Linked DNA regions of Homo sapiens: region 2 is linked to region 1. Evidence: read pairs that join two places in POLR2A ChIA-PET (ENCODE). Cell type or tissue: HepG2. All regions are shown on one strand. Links, peaks and the distances in the headings refer to the core of each region. The heading gives the core; the rest is flanking DNA.

Region 1 (16,552 bases), core at 7,368-15,367:
CAGACCATGAACCCTAAATGTAAATGTTAAATATATAGAAAAATAAAGCAGAGAATGGGGCTAGGGCTGGGGGCTGCTGCTTGAGATAGGTGTGGGGAGGCCTCCTGTTCCCAAGGAGACATGGGAGCAGAGACCCACTGGAGGTGAGAGAACATCCATGTGGGGATCTGGTGGGAGAGGATTCCAGGAAGAGAAAAGGACAAGTGCAAAGGCCCTGCGGCAGGAAGTGCCTGGTGAGTAGCGCCAGGAGAAGGCCAGTGGAGTGGGCTGGAGCCCTGGGTGTGGGGGTGAGTGGTGAGAGGTGAGCACAGATCTGTGTGGGTTACAGACTGGGGTTGGGGGTGAGGGTGGAAGCTGGGAGGAGGCTGCTGCAGTGATCCAGGTGAACCAGGGAGAAAGGCTGGTGGCCTGGACCAGAATGGTGCCCATGGTGGGGTGAGAAGTGAGCCGATTCTAGGCCTGTTTTGAAGGGCGCGCCACAGGATTTGCTGGTGGAAATGGGGCGGTGCTGAAACCTTCTGGCAGGGCCTGTGTGAGGAATCTGAGGACGGTTGTGAGCAGGCTTGGCACACTGTAAAGTAGGATTCCTCAGGGGATCTCCTATGCTCTCAGAGCCACCAACCAAGCTCATCCTCTGGCTGAGGGCCAGTGAGTAATCTTAGCTTCCTGCAGCCTCCGCCCCCAGATTCAAGCGATTCCCCTGCCTCAGCCTCCCAAGTAGTTGGGATTACAGGCATGCGCCACCATGCCCGGCTAATTTTTGTATATTTCAGTAGAGACTGGGTTTCACCATGTTGGCCAGGCTGGTCTCGAACTCCTGACCTCAGGCAATCTGCCCGTCTTGGCCTCCCAAAGTGCTGGGATTACAGGCGTGAGCCACTGTGCCCAGCCAGAAAAAGGTGTTGTTTTGTTTTGTTTTGTTTTGAGACGGAGTCTCTCTCTTGTCGCCCAGGCTGGAGTGCAGTGGCATGATCTTGGCTCACTGCAACCTCCGCCTCCCAGGTTCAAGTGATTCTCCTGCCTCAGCCTCCCAAGTAGCTGGGATTACAGGCGTCCACCACCATGCCTGGCTAATTGTTGTACTTTTAGTAGAGACAGAGTTTCGCCATGTTGGCTAGGCTGGTCTTGAACCCCTGACCTCAGGTCATCCGCCCGCCTTGGCCTCCCAAAGTGTTGGGATTATAGGCATGAGCTACCGCGCACTGCCAGAATTTCATTATTAAAAAAAAAAAAATTAATCAAGTACCCGTAGACTGTTAAAAAGAAAAAGTCCCCTTTCTGGCCCTGCCTGCCAGTCACCCTGTTCCTCTCCCCGGGCGAAATCACTGTTATTTCTTGGGTATCCTTTCAGAGATATTTTATACATATATATGCACATATGCATATCTATTTCTGGGTTTTGTTTCTAGTTTTACACAAAATATGTTGTACATTGTTCCATAGGTTGCTTTTTTTAATATAATAGCATTTTTTTGAGATATAATTCACATGCCACACAATTCACCCATTTAAAATATGATTCAGGCTGAGCATAGTAGCTCATACCTGTAATCTAGCACTTTGGGAGGCGAAGGCAGGAGGATCACTTGAGCCCAGGAGTTCAAGACCAGCCTGTGCAATATAGCCAGACCCTGTCTCTACAAAACATTTAAAAAATTAGCTGGGCATGGTGGTGTGTACCCACAGCCCCAGCTACTCTGGAGGCTGAGGTGGGAGGATCACTTGAGCCCAGGAGTTCAAGGCTGCAGGGAGTTATGATTACACCACTGCATTCCAGCCTGGGAAACAGAGTGAGACCTTGTCCCTAAAAAAAAAATAATAAATACAGTTAAGTGACTTTCAGTATCATATATTCAGAGATGTGCAACCATTGCCACAATCAATTTTAGAACATTTGCGTCATCCCCAGAAACCCCCCATACCCCTCACTCCTCATTTCCTCTTGACCCCCTCCCCCAGGTAGGGAGACAACCACTACTGTGCTTTCTGTCTCTTTAGATTGGCCTTTTCTGGACATTTCCTATAAGTGGAATCATACAATACGTGGTCTTTTGTAATGGATTTCTTTTACTTACGTTTTCGGGGTTCATCCATGTTGTAGCATGTATCAGTACAGTCATGCACCACTTAAAGACATTTTGGTCAACAATGGACCACATATATGACAGTGGTCCCATGAGATGAGGATGATGCTCACGATGATGATGATGATGATGATGATGATGATGATGATTTTGAGACCGAGTCTCACGCTGTCGTCCAGGCTGGAGTGCAGTGGCATGATCTTGGCTCACTGCAACCTCCGCCTCCTGGGTTCAAGTGATTCTCCAGCCTTGGCCTCCAAAGTAGCTGGGACTATAGGCACCCACCATCACGCCCGGCTAATTTTTGTATTTTTAGTAGAAATGGGGTTTCACTATGTTGGCCAGGCTGGTCTCGAACTCGTGACCGCAGGTGATCCACCTACCTTGGCCTCCCAAAGTGCCGAGATTACAGGCATGAGCCACCGTGCCTAGCCTAAATTATTATAATACTGTATTATTATTATTATTTTTTGAGATGGAGTCTTGCTCTGTCTCCCAGGCTAGAGTGCAGTGGCACAATCTGGTCTCACTGCAACCTCTGCATCCTGTGTTCAAGTAATTCTTCTGTCTCAGCCTCCCGAGTAGCTGGGATTACAGGCACCCACCACCACGCCTAACTTTTTTGTATTTTTTTTTCTTTTTTTTGAGATGGAGTCTCACCCTGTCGCCCAGGCTGGAGTGCAGTGGTGGCATGATCTTGGCTCACTGCAACCTCTGCCTCCTGGGTTCAAGCGATTCTCCTGCCTCAGCCTCCTGAGTAGCTGGGATTACAGGCACACGCCACCACACCTGGCTAATTTTTGTATTTTTAGTAGAGACGGGGTTTCACCATGATGGTCAGTCTGGTCTCCAACTCCTGACCTCATGATCTGCCCACCTCAGCCTCCCAAAGTGTTGGGATTATAGGCGTGAGCCACTGCGCCCGGCCACTTTTTTGTATTTTTAGTAGAGACGAAGTTTCACCATGTTGACCAGGCTGGTCTTGAACTCCTGACCTCAAGTGATCAGCTCGCCTCGCCCTCCCAAAGTTCTGAGATTATAGGCGTGAGCCACCACGCCTGACCTATAATACTGTATTATTGTTTACTGTACCTTTTGTATGCTTAGATATGTTTAGATATACAAATATTGGCCGGGTGCAGTGGCCCAGCTACTCGGGAGGCCGAGGCCGGAGAATCGCTTGAACCTGGGAGGCAGAGGTTGCAGTGAGCTGAGATCGCACCATTGCACTCCAGCCTGGGCGACAGAGTGAGACTCTGCCTCAAAAAAACAAAAAATCAAATATCATTGTGTTACAATAGTCTACAGTATTCAGTACAATAATAGGCTGTGTCATCTAGGATTGTGTAGATACACTCTATGATGTTCGCACAACGATGCAATCACCTAATGATGCATTTCTCAGAACCTGTCCCATCATTGACACCTGACTGTACTTCATTCCTTTTTATTGCTGATAATATTCCATTGAATGGACATACCACATGTTATTTATTTATTCAACAGTTGATGGACATTTGTGTTGTTTCCACATTTTGGCTATTTTGAATCATGTTGCTATGAACAGTCATGTACAAGTTTTTGTGTTCACCTCTGCTTTTTATTCTCTTCCATGTAGGAGTGGTAAGTCATATGGTAACTCTATGTTTAACCTTTTGAGGAACTACCTGTTTTCCAAATCAGTACATCATTTTACATTCCCACCAGCAGTGCATGAGGGTTGCAATTTCTCTACATTTTTGCCAAAACTTGTTATTTATTTATTTATTTATTTTTGAGACTGAGTCTTGCTCTGTCGCCAGGCTAGAGTGCAATGGCGCGATCTCGGCTCACTGCAATCTCTGCCTCCCTGGTTCAAGTGATTCTCCTGCCTCAGCCTCCTGAGTAGCTGGGATTACAGTAGCGGGCAATCACTCCCGGCTAATTTTTGTATTTTTAGTAGAGACAGGGTTTCACCATGTTGGCCAGGCTGGTCTTGAACTCCTGACCTCAAGTTGCCCACCTGCCTCGGCCTCTCAAAGTGCTAGGATCACAGGCATGAGCCACCATGCCTGGCCAGAACTTGTTATTGGCTGTCTTTTTGATTAGAGCCATCCTAGTGGGTGTGAAGTGACATCTCACCATGGTTTTGATTTGCATTTCCCTGATGGCCGATGATGTTGAGTATCTTTTCATGTGCTTATTGGCCATTTGTATATCTCTATTGAAGAAATATCTATTCAGATCCTTGCCCGTTAAAAAAATTGTATTACTTGTCATTTTACCATTGAGTTTTAAGAATCTTTTCTGTATTCTAGATACAAGTCCCTTATCAGATACATGGTTTGCAAATATTTTACCCCAGTCTGTGAGTTGTCTTTTTGCTTTCTTGATGGTGTCCATTGTAGCATTAATGTTTTTAATTTTAATTAAGTGCAATTTGTCTAATTTTTCTTCTGTTGCTTGAACTTTTGGTGTCATATCTAAGAAGTCATTGCCTAATCCGGGGTCACAAAGATTTATCCCTGTGTTTTCTTCTAAGAGTTTTATAGTTTTAGCTCTTACATTCTTCAGGTTGTTTTTCCCACTAAACAGTAAATCTGTATGCTGTCAGTGCATAAGTATGTTAGAACATAAAGAACTTTCTCCTTCTTTTTTACAGCTGTGTAGTATTCAATTTTATGGATGTACCATAATTTACTTATCCAGTCCCCTGTTAATGGACATTTGGATTGTTTATGATATTCTGCTCTCGCAAGACTTCAGTGAACATCCCTGAATATGGATGGCCATTTCAAGCATGGGCGAGTTTATACCAAGGAGTTGAATTGCTGCGTCTGAGGGCATGTGCTTTTGGAGATGATACAGACTGCCCTCCACAGACAGGGAACCAATTTTCACTCCCGGCAATAATGTCTAGAACGTGAGCCATTCGTGTGATGACCGAGGTTACTGTATATTGAGCATTCAGTGTATGCTGGCACTGTGCATCCCCTCGTAATGACCCTGAAGATCAGAATTAAAATCCCCACTTTACAGAGATCTCAGTTCACATGATCTATCCGACTTCTGATCCTGTTTATTTTTCACCATTTGATTTGGCCCCCATGCCTTGAGAGTGTCTCCGCCCACTTCTGAAATAACTACCAGAAAAATGCAAATTCAGCAGGTGATGCCTGGAGAATCTCTGAGATCATACTTAAGTGTGCAAAAGGCAATTAAGTGTGGAAGCCCAAGGCAGTCAGTTACTAGGGAATCTTGAATGAGCATCTGTTGTATGCCTGCCAGTGAGATGTGGTCTGGTTTAGGGGCTTAGAGGTCTAGCTTTGCAATTTGTCAGGCAAATGTAGGTTCAATCCTGACTCCATCCCACCTGTCTTTGGGCAACTTGCTTCTCCTCTCAGTGCCTAAGTTTCCTCATCTGTAAAACGGTATTGACAATAGTACCTACTGGTACATCAGGAGTGTTTAATACACATTGGCTATTATTGTCCTTGTTGGCAAAGTGTTACAGGAAATTGAAGGCAAGAGACATGTTGGGTTGGGGGTTGGGGGAAGGTCAGGGAAGGATTCCTGGGGAGAGAGAGGACATTTGAATGAAACCACCCAGTTGTGGGCACCCAGTTGTGGGCAGAGGGGACAGTGTGTGTCCAGGCACAGAGGCACGATTGCCCCAGAGCTCATGGGAGGAGAAGCAGCCAGGGAGGCTGGAATGTCAGGTTTGTGCTGGGACCTCTGGGAGGAGGAGACATGGCTGGAGCTGCTTCCAGGGGCCTCAAATCCAGGCATGAGTTTTGGGATGGCATTTGACAGGCAGTACAGAGCCACAGAAGGATTGTTGAGCTTGCAGTCCTGCCCAGCATGTCCCCACCTGCAACTTGGGTGCTTCCTTGGGGCAGGCTTCCCAAACCTCCTTTCTTACTGAGGGACAGCCTAGGACAGTGTTTAAGAATGAGAAAGCCAGGCATGGTGGCTCATGCCTGTAATCCCTGAACTATGGGAGTCTGAGGTGGGAGAATGACTTGAGCCCAGGAGTTCAAGACCAGCCTGGGCAACATGGTGAAAACCTGTCTGTACAAAAAAATACAAAAATTAGCTGGGCATGGTGGCTTGTGCCTGTAGTCCAGCTACTTGGGAGGCTGAGGTGGGAGGATCCCTTGAGCGTGGAAGGTTGAGGCTGCAGTGAGTCATGATTGAGCCACTTCCCTCTGGCCTGGGTGACAGAATGGGATCCTCTCTCAAAAAAGAATGAGAGTTCTGGGGCCAGGCTGCCCGGGCTGGTCTCTAGCTCAGGTGCTTTGTGCTGTGTGACATTGGGCATGTGTGTCACTTTCTTCTCTGGGCCGCAGTTTTCTCCCCCATAAAAGAGAGTTGTCCCAACCTCCTGGGGCTGGAGTGAAGAGTCAGTGAGTTGATATATGTAAAGCACTTAGAGCAGGGTGAGGCACACAGTAAGCACATGGTAAATGTTTGTTGTTACAGAGAAGGAAGGCAGTGGCATCAGATTGTCCTGCCTGTTTCTCAGATGGGAAAATCAAGCCCCTCTGAAAGTTAGTGAATGCCCAAGGTCCCTCTGGAGGACCAGGAGGACTCATTCATCACTTATTCTTTCAGTACACGTTTCCTGGGCACCTACTTTGTGGTCAGCTCTGGCAGATACTGGGGATGCAGTGGTGAACAAGACAGCCTCCATCACAGGGAGCTCCTGACCCAAGGAGTTGAAAGTCAAGACTGCCATTGCCTCCAACACCCATGCTCTCTCCTGTGTCCCACCTATGTCTTGCCCAGGCCAGAAGGGAATTAGAATTACAGCCTTGCCGGGCGCAGTGGCTCACACCTGTAATCCCAGCACTTTGGGAGGCTGAGCCGGGTGGATCACCTGAGTTCGGGAGTTTGAGACCAGCCTGATCATGGAGAAACTCTGTCTCTACTAAAAATACAAAATTAGCCAGGGATGGTGGCAAATGCCTGTAATCCCCTTGGGAGGCTGAGGCAGGAGAATTGCTTGAACCTAGGAGCTGGAGGTTGCTGTGAGCTGAGATCATGCCATTGCATTCCAGCCTAGGCAACAAGAATGAAACTCCATCTCAAAAAATAAATAAATAAAAACATGGAGAAACCCTGTCTCTACTAAAAATACAAAATTAGCTGGGCGTCGTGGTGCATGACTGTAAAAGGAGGCTGAGAAAGGAGAATCACTTGAACCTAGGAGGCGGAGGTTGTGGTGAGCTGAGATCGCGCCATTGCACTCCAGCCTGAGTAACGAGCAAAACTCCATCCCCTCGCCAAAAAAAGGAAAAAAAAGCTGGGCGCACTGGCTCACGCCTGTAATCCCAGCACTTTGGGAGGCCAAGGCCGGCAGGTCATGAGGTCAGGTGTTCAAGACCAGCCTGGCCAGCATGGTGAAACCCCGTCTCTACTAAAAATACAAAAATTAGCCGGGCATGGTGGTGCCTGCCTGTAATCCCAGCTACTGGGAGGCTGAGGCAGGAGAATCGCCTGAACCAAGGAGGCGGAGGTTGCAGTGAGCCAAGATCATGCCACTGCATTCCAGCCTGGGCGACAGAGCAAGACTCTGTCTCCAAAAAAAAAAAAAAAGAAAAGAAAGAAAAAAAAAGAATTACAACCTAAGTGTCTTGTAAACAGGCTCTTCCTAGCTCCAAAATCTGGACACAAGAATAATGGCAATCCAAATATCCTGCTCTAGCCCGCCCTTCTTACAGACAATGGAACTGAGACTCAGCACGCTAGAATAACGGCACATGCCTCTCCCTGCACCTCCAGCCCCTGGGACAGCGGAGAATGCAGCTGCATTCTGGATATAGTTTAAAGGTGGAGCCAACAGAACTTGCTGATGGATGGGATGTGGGCTGTGAGAACCAGTGAGCAGTCAAGGATGCCTTCAGGGTGTTTGGCCTAAGCAAGGGAGATGGAGAAGCCTGCTGGGGGAGGAAGTTTGGTGGTGGTGGCCAGGGCTGTGGGCGGGTCGGGGGAAGGGGGTCTAAATGCTTGCTGGATGAGTGGATGGATGTGTCGCCCTGGCTCTCCAGGGGGCCCTAGACACACACTTGCTTTCAGTCCAGTCGGCTGTCCGGCAGCAGAGGAGAGGCCCATGCTGGAGATGTCAACGTGACATCGCACACGTGTGAGTGGCCCCAAGGTGGACGAAGTTCAAGGACTGGGGCTTGGGGTTGTCAACATTAGGAGGTCCTGTCCAAAGTTCATGTTTTTCTTCTTTCATGAAATGTCCCATTTTTTAAAAATTTTTATTCTTTAGAGACAGGGTCATGCTCTGTCACCCAGGCTGGAGTGTAGTGGCACTATTATAACTCACTGCAGCCTCAAACTCCTGGGCTCAAGCAATCCTCCTGCTTCAGCCTCCTGGGTAGCTGGGACTACAGGCAGGCACCACCATGCCCAGCCCCAACTTTTAAGTATCAGCAACAAACTCAAATTGTAATAAACCTCTGTAGGTTCCCCCAGATACATCCATAGACCCCACTTGGCCTGAGACCTCCTGCTTAGGACCTGTGGTGTGGGTCTGGAGTCACACTGCCTAGATCTGAACCTGGCTGTCAATTCCCAGCTGTGTGCTTTTAGGCAGGTGACTTAGCCTCAGTTTCCTGATCTGTAAAATAGGAATAATAATAGTACTCACCTTTTCGTGTCATAGTATGGGTTCTCTGAGAGTCGTGATGAAAAGCTATTTGTGATGGATTTTACTAGTGACCAAGGCTGTTGATAGCAAAGGGGAACAGTGCACTGGATTTTGAGTTCACCCTGGGGTGGGATCTATCTCTGCCATTGACAAGCCGTGTGACCTGGGGCTGGTTTTAGACCTCTGAGAAAGTGGTTTGTTGCTCTTGGAGTTGGGAGCTGGCCAGGATGCCTGCTGAGGCCTCTGAGCCGCCACTGACCACCCTCCCTCCCTGCCTCTCTCCTTCCAGCCTCGCCCACCTGCCACCTCCCACCCCTTTACCCTGCAGCCAAAATGATCCTTCAAAAGCACAAATCTCAGCATGGTCTTTTCCTGCCTGGAGAAAAATCCTTGTTGGCACCCCACTGCCTTCAGGACAAAGCTGGAGAGCCTTAGCCTGGCGCAGGGAGGTGGGAGGTGGCCCTCACCTCTCTTCTGCTATCTCCTTCCACCAACCCTGCTCAGGTACCAGCTGCACACAGCCCCTCACCACGCCTCAAAGGCCCCATGCCTCTTTGTACCCCTTCCCCCTTCCTTTCTCCACCCGCCCCCTGCCTTCCCATCATCCTTCCAGCAGCTCCTGGGCCCTGCTATACCTTGGGTCTAACCACTTCTCTCCCCCAGTGATCCAACTGCCTCCCCATGGCTTCCCTGCCTCTCTCTCACCCCTTCTTCTCCATAGCCCATTTTCCACGAGCAGTCAGAGGGATCATTTAAAAATATCCTCTGGATGGTGTCACCCGCCTGCTTAAAATCCCTCTATGGCTGCCTGTTTCACGTGAATACAGCCGCCACCCCATCCGTCCCTCCAGCACGTTCAGCATAGCCTCCCCACCATCCTACACACCACTGCCCACGATGCCGGCCGCCTGCCTGCCTGAAGACCTTTGCACAGGCTGTTGGCCTTCAGAGGTGACTTAACATCGCACCTTCAGCAGAGGCTCCCTGTCCACCACCCTTTTCACAGGCACAAATCACTCATTCAGGAGGCAGCCAGGTCTGCCTGTTGACTTTGTAACCACAGTGCCTGACCCTGGTATCTTTTTTTTTTTGTTTTTTTCTGAGACAAGGTCTCCCTCTGTCATCCAGGCTGGAGTGCCGTGGCGAGATCTCGGCTCACTGCAACCTCCACCTCCTGGGTTCAAGTGGTTATTGTGCCTCAGCCTCCCAAGAAGCTGGGACTACAGGTGTGCACCACCACACCCAGTTAATCTTTTTTTTCTTTTTTTTTTTGTGACAGAGTCTCGCTCTGTCATTCAGGCTAGAGTGCAATGGCACGATCTCAGCTCGCTGCAACCTCCTCCTCCTGGGTTCAAGCGATTCTCCTGCCTCAGCCTCCCTAGTTGCTGAGATTACAGGTGCCCACAACCACACCCAGCTAATTTTTGTATTTTTAGTAGAGACAGGGTTTCACCATATTGGTCAGGCTGGTCTCGAACTCCTGACTTCAGTGATCCACCCACCTGGGCCTCCCAAAGTACTGGGATTACAGGCATGAGCCACCGTGCCCAGCCCCAGCTAATTTTTGCATTTTTAGTAGACACGGGGTTTCACCATGTTGGCCAGGCTGGGTATCACCCTTTCTGGTGGCAGAAGTGCCACGCATCCTTCAAGACCCAGCCCAAATGTCACCTCCTCTGTGAAGCCTTCCTTCACGCAGCCCCACTCCTTGCCCTGTTCCTGAGGGCCCTCTGGATCATTCTCTCCTATTGCATCCCCTGATGGCAGAGCCAGCTGAGCTCCGTGGTGGCTTCCCGCGAGCTTTATTCTTTTCCCTTTTCCCCACACTCGACATGGTAATGATCACTAGCTGGCGAGCTCCTCAAGGCAAGAGCACCACAGCAAGAGAGCTCGTGTTTATCGAGAACGGCTGTGTGCTCAGCGCTTTCCTGCATCCTCTAAAATCCTCACAACCCCGTGAGGTCGGTTCTCCTAAAAGCCCCACTTTAAAGAGGAGCCAGTGGAGGTTTAAAGAGGTTAAGTCACGTGCCCAAGGTCACCCTGACACCAGAGCTAGAGCTTGGAATGAATCACGGCAATGACTTATATATAGCACCTTCCACATGCCAGGCACTATTAAGGTGTTTCATCTTCACAAAAACTTTCACTGCAGCTTCATGTTATGGCTGGGGAAACTGAGGCATGGAGAGGTTAAGTAACTTGGTAAGGTTCAAGAGACGAGTCAGAAGTAGAGTAGGGGCTGAGCACAGTGGCTCACACCTGTAATCCCAGCACTTTCAGAGGCTGAGGCGGGAGGATCTCTTGAGCCCAGTAGTTCGAGACCAGCGTGGGCAACACAATGAGACTCTGTCTCTGCAAAAAAATAAAAAGATTAGCCAGGTGTAGTGACACATGCCTATGGTCCAGTTACTTGGGAGGCTGAGGTGGGAGGATTGCTTAAGCCTTGGAGGTCGAGGCTGCAGTGAGCCGTGATCCTGCCACTATACTCCAGTCTGGGTGACACAGCGAGACCCTGTCTCAAAAAAAATTTTTTTAAAAAGAAGTGGAGTAGGATTTGAGCTCAGGCTGTCTGGCTGTTGGTCATCTCTTGGTCATGCTCTCAAATGTCATGCTGTACTGGCCATTGTAGCCTTCTCCCTCTGACCTGCCTGAGCAGCTCTCATTGTCTTGGTGCCCCCGAAACCTGGACTAGCAGCTAGCCCGAGGAGGCACTAGTTAGTGACAGTTTCAGGAATAAGGACACAGGTAAGCCAGTGGATGCGGGACCTTGCCCCAGCCATTCTGAAGCTCTGTGTCCTGAAGCCCAAAGATATGGCCACCTGTCTCCTGGGCTTAGCGCCCCCCACCACCCGCCTGTCCAGACAGCCTCAGGGAAGGACCAGATCCATAAACATGAGGCTCTACTTGGGCTGGGAGGAGTGCTGGGCACTGTACAAGTCCTCAATATTATTGCTTTATTGTCATTTAAATGGAGCCTGCCTCAAACAGGCCACCCAGTTCTAGCCACCAGCTCTGGACAAAACCCCCATTGAAAAGCCAATTACAATCACTCCATCTAAATTGTCATGGATTTGTATAGAAAATTACATCTCCATTTAGTCCTAAAGCGACGTCCTGGGCATGGACAGAGGGGAGGCTGGCCCATTTACCCCGCCAGCTCAGCGCGGGTGCCGCGGGCAGACAGAAAGCCCAAGCTGCTGGGTCTTGGCCGGCCCAGGAACAAAGGCCAGTTTGTGGGGGCCCAGAGAGAAGCTGGGCCTCTGAGGGCAGCTCAGATTCCAGGCCCGGGCCGATGGACCCTGCACCGCCAGCTGGTCTCTCCTGCTGGCGGCTGTGGCCAGACGAGCTCCTGACAGCCGGCTTCAGGCGGCCCATCAGCCCCGCCACCCCCACCACCATCCAAGGTGGCTGGAGCTTGGCTCATGTCCACACTACCAGGAAATGAAACTCAGGGAGCACTTGACTGGGATCCTGAGATCTTGGTTTCATTCATTCACTCACTGACACATTCAGTGCCTGCTAGTAGCATGAGAAAGGCAATAATGTAGAAGTGAGCTCCAGCTTCAGAGTGCCCTGCATTCAGTTCCAGACTCTGTCCTCAGTAGCCATGAGGCCACTTGCTTATTCCTTTAGTTTTGAAATAGTTGTCGAGTGCCTACTGTGTGCCAGAGAACAGGACAAAATGGTCTTCACTCTTGGCCCTTAAAGTCCAGTGCCCTGGGGAAAATAAACAGGGGCTGACACGGGCTAGTATCCCCATTTCACAGAAGTGTAAGTAGGCAGCTCAGAGGAGCTGGGCATGCTATATGCAAGTGAGAAGGGCCTTCTAGCCAGAGGGAATAGTGTGTGTGTGTGTGTGTGTGTGTGTGTGTGTGTGTGTGTAGGGGGTGGCGAGGCAGGCTGGAGCAGCACTGTGGCATGACATGAGATCGGTGGGGCAACCTACAGACTGTGGGCCTCTTCTCTGAGCCTCGGTTTCCTCATCTGAGGAATGGGGGCGATGACCCCAGCTGCTGGGGACTTGGACAAGGGCTCAGGGAGATAATGTGTGCCAGGTGTTCTGCGTGGAGCTGGGCATGGGATGCTTTTGGCTAACCAGGATAGCCTTACTTAGATGACACTGTGGGCCAAACACGGACCGAGGGCTTTCCACACATTCACTCCTAACATTGACAGTCCCATGTGGCAGGGCTAGGATCCCCATCTCACAGATGGGGAAACGGAGGCAACAGCACAGGGCAGCTAATTATTTGTTCCTGTTCCAGTCATTCTGATTATGGGTTAGCCCAGGGCCTCCACAGAGAAGACCCTCAAAAAGGATTTGTTGAATCAGTGAATGCATCTGGAAGGTCGGTGCTGGGCAGGTGTGGGGGCCGGGGAGGAAGATTCCCGTGTACATGTGTGAAGCTGTGTGGAGTGCTGTGGGATTCTGAGCATGGCTGTGGGCCTGCGTGTAATTGTGTGTGAGACTGTCCAAGGACTGCAGATGGTTGCATGTGTGAGGCTATGTCCATGTCTCTGTGACCTTAACTGTGTGTGACAGTCACACATTGTCTCCCTGAGTCCTTGCCCAAATGCCCAGTGGCCACAGTGGCTCTGTCAGACTGACTGTGTGTGTGTGGCTGTGTCAGACTGTGTGTCACGGCCTACACACATCTGTCTGGGCCCAGAGGGACACTTGGCACCCTTCCTGGGATGGCTGGTGGGCCCAGAGGCTACCTCAGGGCAGGACAGGCACGTGCAGAGGCGAAGGGGTCAGAGTCCCCAGCCTCCCCTGCCCAGCCCAGCAGACAGACCGGCAAATGGAAAAAAATGTTCACACCCGAGGCAAGCTGGTGGCTGCCCCACCAGAGACTGCTCTGTGCACAGAAAACAAGTTCTTCTGGTATCAGCTTGGCAGGAAGTGGCTTTTGGGTGGCAGGAAGCTGGATTCAGCTCATATCAGCCCCGGCCGAGGGGCAGGAGAGCAGTTATCTGGGGTTAAACAGAGTTACTGAGAAGTGGAGCCCCCAACACACCATGCCCGATAGAGTTGAGGGCACAGCCTACCCCTGGTGGCCCTTTGGAATGATGGGTGGGCGGTCTTGTAAAGATGAGCCTCAGGCCCCAGACAGAGCTCATTGTCCACCTCTCATTTACTCCCATTTAGAAGATATGCAGACTGAGACTCTGAGAGGCAATGACTTTTCCAAGATCACCAGTTAAGAAGAGAGACAGAAGGGAAAAAGACCGCAAGAAATTTACATCTAGAGACGAAAAAGCCAGGACAGAAGAACAAAGAGAAGAGGAGCGATGGGACAGGATGGAGCTAGGAGTCACATGAATGCAGACAGCAGTGAGGCTGCACCATGGGAAGGCCTGTGTGTGCCCACCATGTGCAAGGTCATCACGTGGACGTCACAGCTGACCTTGAGATCCTGAACCCATTTCCCAAATGAGGGGAGTGAGACTCAGAGAGCCTCACTGGCTGAGTGAGGCCTGGAATCCAGTTCTGATTCCAAAGCCCAGGTTCTCTCACGTCATGCCCCCGTGCCCAACTTCCAGGGAAGGGAAGTGGCTGTTCTAAAACAGACACCCAGTTCCACTAGCTGCTTGCCTGGGTGCTCGATTGAGGAATTCACTCAGCTGGCCCATGGAGAGCCAGGGTTCAAACCTAGGCAGGATGGCTGCAGAACTCACGTGCTTAACCACGTGACAGGGTGTGCCCAGTGCTTTGCTGGAGCAGGCAGAGAAAGCCATGGCCCTGCCCTTGGGCTGGGACCCAGAGGGTCCAGCCACTGGAACAAAGCCCTGCAGCTGGCAAGAAACTGAGTCTCCCAACGCCCAGCCCTAGACACTCTGTGCCGCCCCCCACCCCACCCCACCCCCACTGGAGCCCCTGGGCACTGGGCTCTGGTCCTTCTGCTCTCATCCCAAAAGCAGCTCTCAAGCTGTTCCCTGGCTGAGATGCTGATTTGAAGCTCGGTTTGCATGTCGTTTGCACATTACTCAGTGTATGTCAGAAGGTACGAACATCTCCCTTTCCGGGAGAGGGCTGCCGGGCCCCCCTGCCCTCCTCCAGACAGCAAAAATGCCAGCCGGCTAGACGGGAGCGACGCCCTGGCCTCTGACGGCACCCGCCTGCCGCTGCCTCCCCCATTCCCTCCTGGAGCCAAATTTAGGCAGCTCTGCTACTGAGAGATGGGGAGAGCGGAGGCAGGAAACGGTGAGGTTGGAGGCAGCCTGGCCTTGGCCCTCCCAGAGTGGAGCAGCCCCAGGGGTGCCCCTGTCCCTAAAGCTCTGGGTGCAGTCTCCCCCCACCCCTCCTCTCACTGGAATGCTGGCGGGGTTGGGGAACGCTGGGTTCTCAGCTGCAGCCCAGGGTGCTGGCTACCCCAGCCATGAAGGAGGAGGGAGGGAGGGAGGGAGGGAGGGAGGGAGGGAGGGAGCGAGGGAGGGAGGGAGGAGGTCATGGCCGGGGCAGTGGGGAAGGGATCAGATAGCCTCCTCCTGCCCCAGACACCCGCCGCCACTGGGGACACAGAGCCGGTTCTGCTTCTTGGACACTTCCTGCCCCTCCTTGGTGTGCACCCCCCAACCCTGGGCCTGATTGTGGGTGGGGGGCAGGGGACACAGCCAGGCCTGAGGGGACTGAACCCTCCCTGCCCCCCAAAGGCTCTCCCAGGCCATCTCTGACTCAGGCCAGCCTCGCACCTGAATGGTCTTGGTTCACCTACCTGGGAAATGGAAGGGGTGGCCTAGAATGACTTCCAAGCAGCTGCCTGCACTGACAGTAGGAGCTTTTGGGAGGCCTGACAGAAATGAGGGTTGTGGGCTGGGTGTGGTGGCTCATGCCTGTCATCCCAGCACTTTTGGAGGCCGAGGCAGTGGGATCACTTGAGGCCAGGAGTTCGAGACCAGCCTGGCCAACATAGGGAAACCCTGTCTCTATTAAAACTGCAAAAATTAGCCAGGCATGGTGGTGTGTGTCTGTAATCCCAGCTACTCGGGAGGCTGTAGCAGGAGAATCGCTTGAACCCAGGAGCCGGAGGTTGCAGTGAGCCGAGATGGTGCCATTGCACTCCCTCCTGGGCTACAGAGCAAGATTCCGTCTCCAAAAAAAAAAAAAAAGAAACGCGGGTTGTGGCAGTGGCTTTAGGCCTAGAAACTTCTTCGATTTCTCAGGTATGGCTAGGAGAGGCAGCTACTCACGATGCTGGGACAGAACCTGCGTGGGCTGAACTGAGGAAAGGAAGAAGAGGTGTGTGCTGGATTTCAGCCACCACGAATCCAGGGGTGGGACTAATGGAGCCCAGTAGTTGGTATCCTGGGGTCTGACTCCCTGGATTTGAACCCCAGCTCTGTCACTCTGTACCTTGTGACTGTGGGCAAATCGCTTCAGCTCTTCTGTGCCTTTGCTTCCTCACCCTGGGACAACAGATCTCTCGTTGCTGTTGCGAAAGTGAAACGAGGCCGTGAGTGCTTGGCACACAGTAGGTGCACCGCGACGCCAGCCACCAGTGTGACTGTTTTGTCTCCCAGGACGGTTAGGAGGCCCCGGAGCCACAGCAGATGTGGATGTGGACGCGGTGGGAGGCGCAGTATCTTGGTTGTTAAATGGGCACGGGGATGGGGGGTTCAAGTCTGCGTGACCCTGGGCAAATGGCCACACCCCGCTGCGCCTTGGGCGGGGAGCAGCAGAGGCACTGACCGCGGAGGGTCTGTGAGGACTACGGGAGATCAGGCTTGGCACGGCGCCTGGCACATAGCGGGCGCTCCCTGAAGGAGAGCTGGCAAGATCGAATGGTACCGCCCTGCACAAAGGACAGGTGGGCAGCGTCCCGGGGGGGCG
Region 2 (8,000 bases), core at 1-8,000, 960 kb before region 1:
GGAAAAAGTATGGTGCAGTCATACAATGAAATACAATGCAAAATGAGGAAGTTCTTTACCTACCGACATTATATGGCCTACAGGAATGTATCGAAAGGGTCCAGAAAAAAATGGTAATGCTAGCTGCTTCCAGGAAGGGGAAAAGACTGGCTGGTGCAGAGGTGAGAGAAACTTCAATAAGTATTCTTTGTTCGTTTCAAATGTTAAATTAGCTAAATACATAGCCAGTCCAAAAATTATTTTTTTATGTTGTAAGGAAAAACAGATTGGCTCAAAACAGATATCATTTTCTCTAAGAAGCCTTTTTTGAAACACACTCACACATGCATACTTACACATTAGGTCAGATGCCCATCCTTGGTAGGATGTTACTTGCCATTAACACTGCTTAGCATTTGGTACTGAAGCTATCAATCTCCCTTACTGGACTACATAGTCCTCCAGGACCTCAGAACTCTTTATATCCCCCAGGATCTGATACAAGGAATTCAATAAACGTTTGTCAAAGTAAATATCTGAAATCAAGAATATCCTAGAAAATCAATAACTTTTAGTCACTGTAATGACAATTCATTATAGTCCACCTTCTAGTATAATTAGCTGTTTGTCCTTCTAATAGAATACAAATATCAGGCCCTTAAATAAATGACATATTGAATTTAACTAACAGGGTAACACCAAGAAACTGAACTGGCAAGTAAGCTAAAATAATTTACAAAAAAGGGACATTCACATAATCAGAAATTGATTTCAGTATTCCAAATGGCTACTTACCAGTTACAGTTTTTTTGGACATTCTCCCCATTGAACACACCATTCCTCAGAGTCCAACATCCACAAAATTAGCATGAACTATTTAGAGACCTACAGAAAACTCATAGCTAGCCAAGTGTTGCTCTCCACAGCTGCAGCTAAGTGCTCAGTGGCTCTGGGGCATGGATGGCATCCCATCTCCTTCCTCCGAAATTCCCTGCCTCCATTGATTGAACCAGAATCCTTGTTTCACTATTTCCCAACAGAACTCTCACTCGATGGCATCAATTACAAGAGGAAAAGATGGTTAATCACTATCTAAACTTAAAACATCTGTTTAAAAGTTTTTATTACAAGAGCTATCCAAAAACTGTTAGGGCACAGAAGGAAAACTAGAAAATCACTGAGGACCGGGACCGAATCTTACCTACCTTGGCAGCCCTATGGCACTTAGCGCAATCCCTGCATCTAACAGCTCCATAATACAGTTGTTAATGGTTTCACTTAGTGTAGGAAGTGGATTTTTATTTTATCTGTATTAATTTTTTTCAATGTATTTATGTATTACATAAAACAAAGTAAATATGAAAAAAGAGGGGACCTGTGTCTCTGTGTGTATTGTAGTAGTACTGGCCATTTTGCTATTCAGCTCTTGTATTAAATTGCTTCTCTTCTTTTTTGTATTAATTTATATTATTATGACTATTATTATTATCTTGTAGAGACAGGGTCTGTGTTGGCCCAGTGTGGTCTCAAACTCCTGGACTCAAGCAATTTTCCCACTGTGGCCTCTCAAAATGCTGGGATTATAGGCTTGAGCCACCATACCCAGCCCCTTCTATTTCTTTTCTTTTTTTATTTTTATTTTTTTTGAGACAGTCTTACTCTGTCCCCTAGGTTGGAGTGCAGTGGCACGATTTCAGCTCACTGCAACTTCCACCTTCTGGGTTCAAGCAATTCTCCTGCCTCAGCCTCCCTAATAGCTAGGATTACAGGCGTGCGCCACCAGTCTGGCTAATTTTCATACTTATAGTAGAGACAGGGTTTCCCCATGCTGGCCAGGCTGGTCTTGAACTCCTGATATCAAGTGATCCATGTGCCTCAGCCTCCCAAAGTGTTAGGATTACAAGCCTAAGCCACCACACCTGACCCCTTCCATTTCTTTCTTTTTTTTTTTGAAACAAGAGTTTCGCTCTTGTTGCCCAGGCTGGAGTGCAATGGCGCGATCTCGGCTCACTGCAACCTCCGCCTCCCAGGTTCAAGTAATTCTCCTGCCTCAGCCTCCTGAGCAGCTGGGATTACAGGCATGCACCACCACGCCTGGCTAATTTTGTATTTTCAGCAGAGATGGGGGTTTCTCCATGTTGAGGCTGGTCTCGAACTCCTGACCTCCAGTGATTCACCCGCCTCGGCCTCCCTAAGTGCTGGGATTACAGGCGTGAGCCACTGCACCCGGCCGACCCCTTCTATTTCTATTCAACCATTTTTTTTCTGCAAACTTGTTCCCATAAACAACTATGGAAACCACTACAAATGGAGAGTACTATAAAATTAATCATGAGGTAACATACAGTGTTCAAAACATCCTTTAACAGTCCCTCAACTGATTCTCACCTTTTCAGGTAGACAGGTGAAAAGATGAAATTAACTCAAAATTCAAATATGAATTGTTCAAGACTGCACTGCTTATGAATTTGAGGTAAAAGAAAGGACTGGGATGACACCCATATCTTCCTCTATTACACCTCTACTTAAAAGAGAGACAGAATGTCCCCTCACAGCTCCAAATCCAAAAAGCCACACTCTCACATTCTAGCCGTGTGACAGTGAGTAAATCACCTGATTACCCGAACCAATCTCCTTATACAAGTTAAGAGGATGAAGACACTTCTACCTACCTTAATTGCTATAAAAATTAGATATGTGAAAATTGTTCTGATACACAAATGGTAGTTACCATTATTTCTGCAAATGATGTGTAAATAAGAACTGCACTAACCCCAAAAGAATATAAATAGCAAGGGACCCTACATTCTAAAACAAGTAACAGAGAGTATTCCTTTCATTGTAGAAATGAGATGACCAAAATTGATTTCACCCAGATATAGTGCTTCCTTAACAATTAATTCTAAAACAAAACAAAACAAAAATACCAACAAGCAAGTGAAACTGTCATACATTAGTAGTGGAAATGCAAAATGGTATGGTATAGCCATTTTGGAAAACATTTTGGCAGTTTCCAAAAAAGTTAAGTATAGGCCGGGCGTGGTGGCTCACACCTTTAATCCCAGCACTTTTGGAGGCCAAGGTGGGTGGATCACCTGAGGTCAGGATTTCGAGACAGTCTGGCCAACATGGTGAAACCCCATCTCTACTAAAAATACAAAAATTAGCCAAGCGTGGCGGTGCACACCTGTAATCCCAGCTACTCGGCAGACTGAGGCAGGAGAATTTGCTTAAACTCAGGAGGCGGAGGCTGCCGTGAGCCATGCCACTGCATTCCAGCCTAAGTGACAGAGCAAGACTCCATCTTAAAAAAAAAAAAAAAAAAAAAAAGTTAAATATGAAATTATCATAGAACCCAGCAATCCCATGCCTAGGTATTTATCCAAGAGAGAGAAAAACATATGTCCACATGCAGAACCGTATATGAATATTTAAAGCTTTATTCATAATCATCAAAATGGGAAACAGTTCAAATGTCCATCAGCTGGTGAACATAACATGTTACTCAACAATAAAAAGGAACAACCTATAGATACATGACACAACGTGGATGAATCTCAAAAGCATTATGGTAAGTGAAACACATCAGACACAAAGGTTACATACTGTATGATTCCATGTATATGACATTATAGAAAAGAAAAAGTAGAGAAACAAGCAAACAAAAACCCCCATAAAACTGTGAGTGACAAAAACCAGTATAAACTAGTAGCTTCCAAGAGCGAGGTGAAAAGAAAGGGGTGTGAGAAAACTTACAGGAAGAATGAAAATTATCTCTATCTGGTTTGATGATTACAACTGCATACTAATAATACAAAACTAATAGAACTATGCCATGAAAAAGAGCAAGTTTTTTTCTCTACCCACTGACAAAAAAAAAAAAAGTAAATTTGATTGTATATAAATTACATCTTGGCCACGCATAGTGGCATATGCCTGAATCCCAGTACTTTGCGAGATCGAGGCAGGAGATTCGCTTGGGCCAGGAGTTCGAGGCCAGCCGGGGCAACATAGTAAGACCCTGTCACAAAAAATTTAAAAAGATTTCAAGTTATTCTGAGACTCTGCCAAGACAGAAGCACCAAGAAAAAAAGATAAATAAATAAACCATACAAAATGAATATATTTCACTGCTATCTAGTTTTATACAATAATTTTTTTCCTAAAAATACACACAAAATGGCCAGGTGCGGTGGCTCACGCCTGCAATCCCAGCACTTTGGGAGGCCGAGGCGGGCGGATCACGAGGTCAGGAGTTCGATACCAGCCTGGTCAACATGGTGAAACCCCGTCTCTACTAAAAATACAAAAATTAGCTGGGCCTGATGGCGGGCGCCTGTAATCCCAGCTAGTCGGGAGGCTGAGGCAGGAGAATCGCTTGAACCCGGGAGGCAGAGGTTGCAGTGAGCTGAGATTGCGCCACTGCATTCCAGCCTGGGCGACTGGGCGAGACTCCATCTCAAAAAAAAAAAAAAAAAAGAAAGAAAGAAAGAAATTTAGATACATATTTTTTGATATGTGTATATGTATGTGTGTGTATATATTTCCTAGCTCTGTCCATTAAGAAGTTCTAAAAAACAATATTCCAATAGGAATGAGCACACACAGCATCCAAATCTTTTTTTTTTTTTTTTTTTTTTTTTGAGACAGAGTCTCGCTCTGTCACCCAAGCTGGAGCGCAGTGGCGCGATCTCAGCTCACTGCAAGCTCCGCCTCCCGGGTTCACGCCATTCTCCTGCCTCAGCCTCCGGAGTAGCTGGGACTACAGATGCCCGCCACCAAGCCCGGCTAATTTTCTGTATTTTTTAGTAGAGATGGGGTTTCGCCGTGTTAGCCAGGATGGTCTCGATCTCCTGACCTCGTGATCCGCCCCCCTCGGCCTCCCAAAGTGCTGGGATTACAGGCGTGAGCCACCGCGCCCGGCCTCCAAATCTTGATTTCTAAATAATTTTCTCCACTGAAAGGAATTAGGAGAGAAACAGTTTGGAGAAATGGCCGATTCCAAGAAGAGGGTAAGAAGAGCAGAAACTAGGCCGGGCACGGTGGCTCACGCCTGTAATCCCAGCACTTTGGGAGGTCGAGGCAGGCAGATCACAAGGTCAGGAGATCCAGACCATCCTGGCTAACACGGTGAAACCCCGTCTCTACTAAAAATACAAAAAATTAGCCGGGTGTGTTGGCGGGCGCCTGTGGTCCCAGCTACTCGGAAGGCTGAGGCAGAATGGCGTGAACCCGGGAGGCGGAGCTTGCAGTGAGCCGAGATCGGGCCACTGCACTCCAGCCTGGGCGACAGAGCGAGACTCCGTCACACACACGAAAAAAAAGAAAAAAAAAATGAAGAGCAGAAACTAAGCCTACAACACCTTTTTGGTGTGTCAAAAAAAGCAGTTAAAAAATGTGGGAATGTGTCAAAATGACACAAAAGCCAGCTTGAAGGGGATCTCCCTGGCCAAATCTGGAACAATGTGAACACAACAAATAATGACAGTAACAGAGTATTAAAATAAGAATCCATAAATCCATATTAATATATATACACAAAGATAAGAAAATGCTCTGCAGAAGAATATTAACTAATAAGCAAGGAAGGACTGACAGAAACAACAACAAAAATTAGCTGACGCTTGTCTATAATCCCGGCTAGTGCCACATAAGGTGGCTTGCGCCTGTGATCCCAGTACTTTCGGAGCTTGAGGTGGGAGAATAACTTGAGCCCAGGAGTTTGAGATCAGCCTGGGCAACAAAGTGAGACCTCATCTCTACAAAATAAAAAATTAAGTAAATTTTGTAATTAGGCCAGGCGCAGTGGCTCATGCCTGTAATCCCAGCACTTTGTGACGCTGACTCAGGCGAATCACCTGAGGTCAGGAGATCCAGACCATCCAGGCCAACATGGTGAAACCCTGTCTCTACTAAAAATACAAAAATTAGCTGGGTGTGGTGGCATGTGCCTGTAATCCCAGGTACTCAGGAGGCTGCAGCAGGAGAATCACTTGAACCAGGGAGTCGGAGGTTGCAGTGAGCCGAGATCGCACCACTGCACTCCAGCCTGGCGACAAAGTGAGACTCCCTCTCAAAAAAAAAAAAAAAAAAAAAAAAAAAAGGAAGGCTAAGAATATAGTTTCAACTACTTAGCCAGACCAACTTATCAAGGGAAAATTAATGGGGAGCTGAATTTCAGCAATTGGCTGGGGAATGCAGGAGCTAAAACCATCACCTCTCCCGGCACTTCTCCCTCACCATTCTGCATTTCCCTAATCTCAGCTACTTCCACCTTTAGTCCCAGACATAAAGTTAGTGTAGCTCTAGGGATACAAGGCCAAAATGAATAAATCTGTGTTGTTTAAATGTCTGTTCTCATGTGGCTTCGAAAAATTAAAAGCAGGCACGACCTCTGCATGGAGATGGCTAAATTAACAAAGAAATAAGGGAAACATTTGTAAGAGAGGAAAAGGCCAAAATAGTGTATCAAGGGAGCTGTGCTATGCCTGATATTAACATTTCACTGGAGCTGCTACAGAGGTCACATTACATATTTGTCACCATCAGCTAATTTGACTGAAAGGTCTAGCCAACTCCAAAGCTATAAATTCAGACAGAAGGATACCAAGCTCTGGGTTATTCTGAATTTATACTTTGATTTCTGCATTTAATTACAACACAAAATAGAAGGGTAAAATCAAATCTTAAAGAGCCACATTGCAAAGTAAAGCTTCATTGCATAGTCTATATACTATATTTGATGATCCATATTTGACAGCTCCTCATAGAGCCATGCAAAATTAGCATGGACATTTCTTGGGCTTTTGATGTTCACTGCCATCATCTGCTTCACTGCTAAGATCAGGAAACATATGGGATGAATTGTTAAAGACTGCTGACAGTTTCTGTTGCCTTTTTATTTTTTTAATTCATCTCTAAGGCCAACTTAGGATACCCCTGAACAAGGTCTCATATAGCTATCTTTAAATCATACCCCAATTATTTGGACTTTTTTAAATTTTTAAATTTTTATTTATTTTTTTGAGACAGAGTCTTGCTCTGTCGCCCAGGCTGGAGTGTAGTGGCAGGATCTTGGCTCACTACAACCTCTGCCTCCCAGGTTCAAGTGATTCTCCCACCTCAGCCTCCCAAGTAGCTGTGATTACAGGCATGCGCCACCATGGCTGAATAATTTTGTATTTTTATTAGAGACGGGGTTTCTCCATGTTGGTCAGGCTGGTCTTGAGCTCCCAACCTCAGCTGATCCATCAGCCTCAGCCTCCCCAAAGTGCTTGAATTACAGACGTGAGCCACCGCGCCTGGCCTGGACTTTTTTTTTTAAATAAGAAGAGTTGTTAGGGAAAGAAAGTTGAAGAAAGATTATGGGAAATCAATTATCTTCAGGAAGCTCTGGGCTCCTGTAGAACACATGTCTAAAAACCCCTAGTCTAGCAAAAAGAAGCCATGCGATAGAGGGTTAAAAAAAAGTGGGTTTTTGGCTGGGCGCAGTGGCTCACGTCTATAATCCCACCACTTTGGGAGGCAGAGGCGGGCAGATCACAAGTCAGGAGTTCAAGACCAGCCTGGCCAAGATGGTGAAACCCCGTCTTTACTAAAAATACAAAAATTAGCCGGGTGTGGTGACGGGCGCCTGTAGTCCCAGTTGCTCAGGAGGCTGAGGCACAGAACTGCTTGAACCTCGGTGGTGGAGGTTGCAGTGAGCCAAGATCACACCACTGCACTCAGCCTGAGCGACAGAGACTGTCTTTAAAAAAAATAAAAAATAAAAAATAAATGGGTGTTTGGACACTCAATGCATAATGAATGAACTTGACACCAAGATTAAACTAGTTAGGAAGAGTGAATCTACTACTTATTAACTGTGTGACCTTGGACAATTAAATTCTCTAACTCATTTCTTTTTTTCTTTTTTCTGAGATGGAGTCTCACTCTGTCGCCCAGGATTTCCTTATCAGTAAAACAGAGATACTCTCTCCCAAGTTTGATCTATAATTAAATGAGATGATTGATGTACATAA

What was found. ChIA-PET counts read pairs that join two places held together with the same protein. Peaks named below come from ENCODE experiments on the same cell type or tissue, not always from the same donor. Only the 100,000 strongest peaks of a DNase experiment are listed, where the experiment ranks them.
Region 2: POLR2A ChIA-PET joins it to region 1 with 5 read pairs; 3 of 35 experiments call an interaction of 5 or more read pairs at or near these places.

The regions. Positions count from the first base shown.
Region 1 is chr20:32,537,060-32,553,611 of GRCh38, reverse strand. The region is part of intron 1 of NOL4L (nucleolar protein 4 like); the gene reads left to right. It overlaps LOC105372592 (a long non-coding RNA gene), which reads right to left. Exons shown (of 3, transcript XR_007067563.1): 2 at 16,076-16,151; 3 at 11,659-12,438. Among named protein-coding and RNA genes, the nearest start is that of NOL4L-AS1, 16 kb to the left of the region's middle. RefSeq lists enhancers at 11,516-12,021, 12,022-12,527, 13,957-14,928, 15,900-16,552 and a silencer at 16,512-16,552. In HepG2, for the core only: a CTCF peak has its summit at 8,109; DNase peaks (open chromatin) are centred at 8,191, 9,721, 12,011, 13,451 and 3 weaker places; H3K4me3 peaks cover 475 bases.
Region 2 is chr20:33,499,713-33,507,712 of GRCh38, reverse strand. The region is part of intron 1 of CBFA2T2 (CBFA2/RUNX1 partner transcriptional co-repressor 2); the gene reads right to left. Among named protein-coding and RNA genes, the nearest start is that of CBFA2T2, 14 kb to the right of the region's middle. In HepG2, for the core only: no CTCF peak of the experiment used is centred there; no DNase peak of the experiment used is centred there.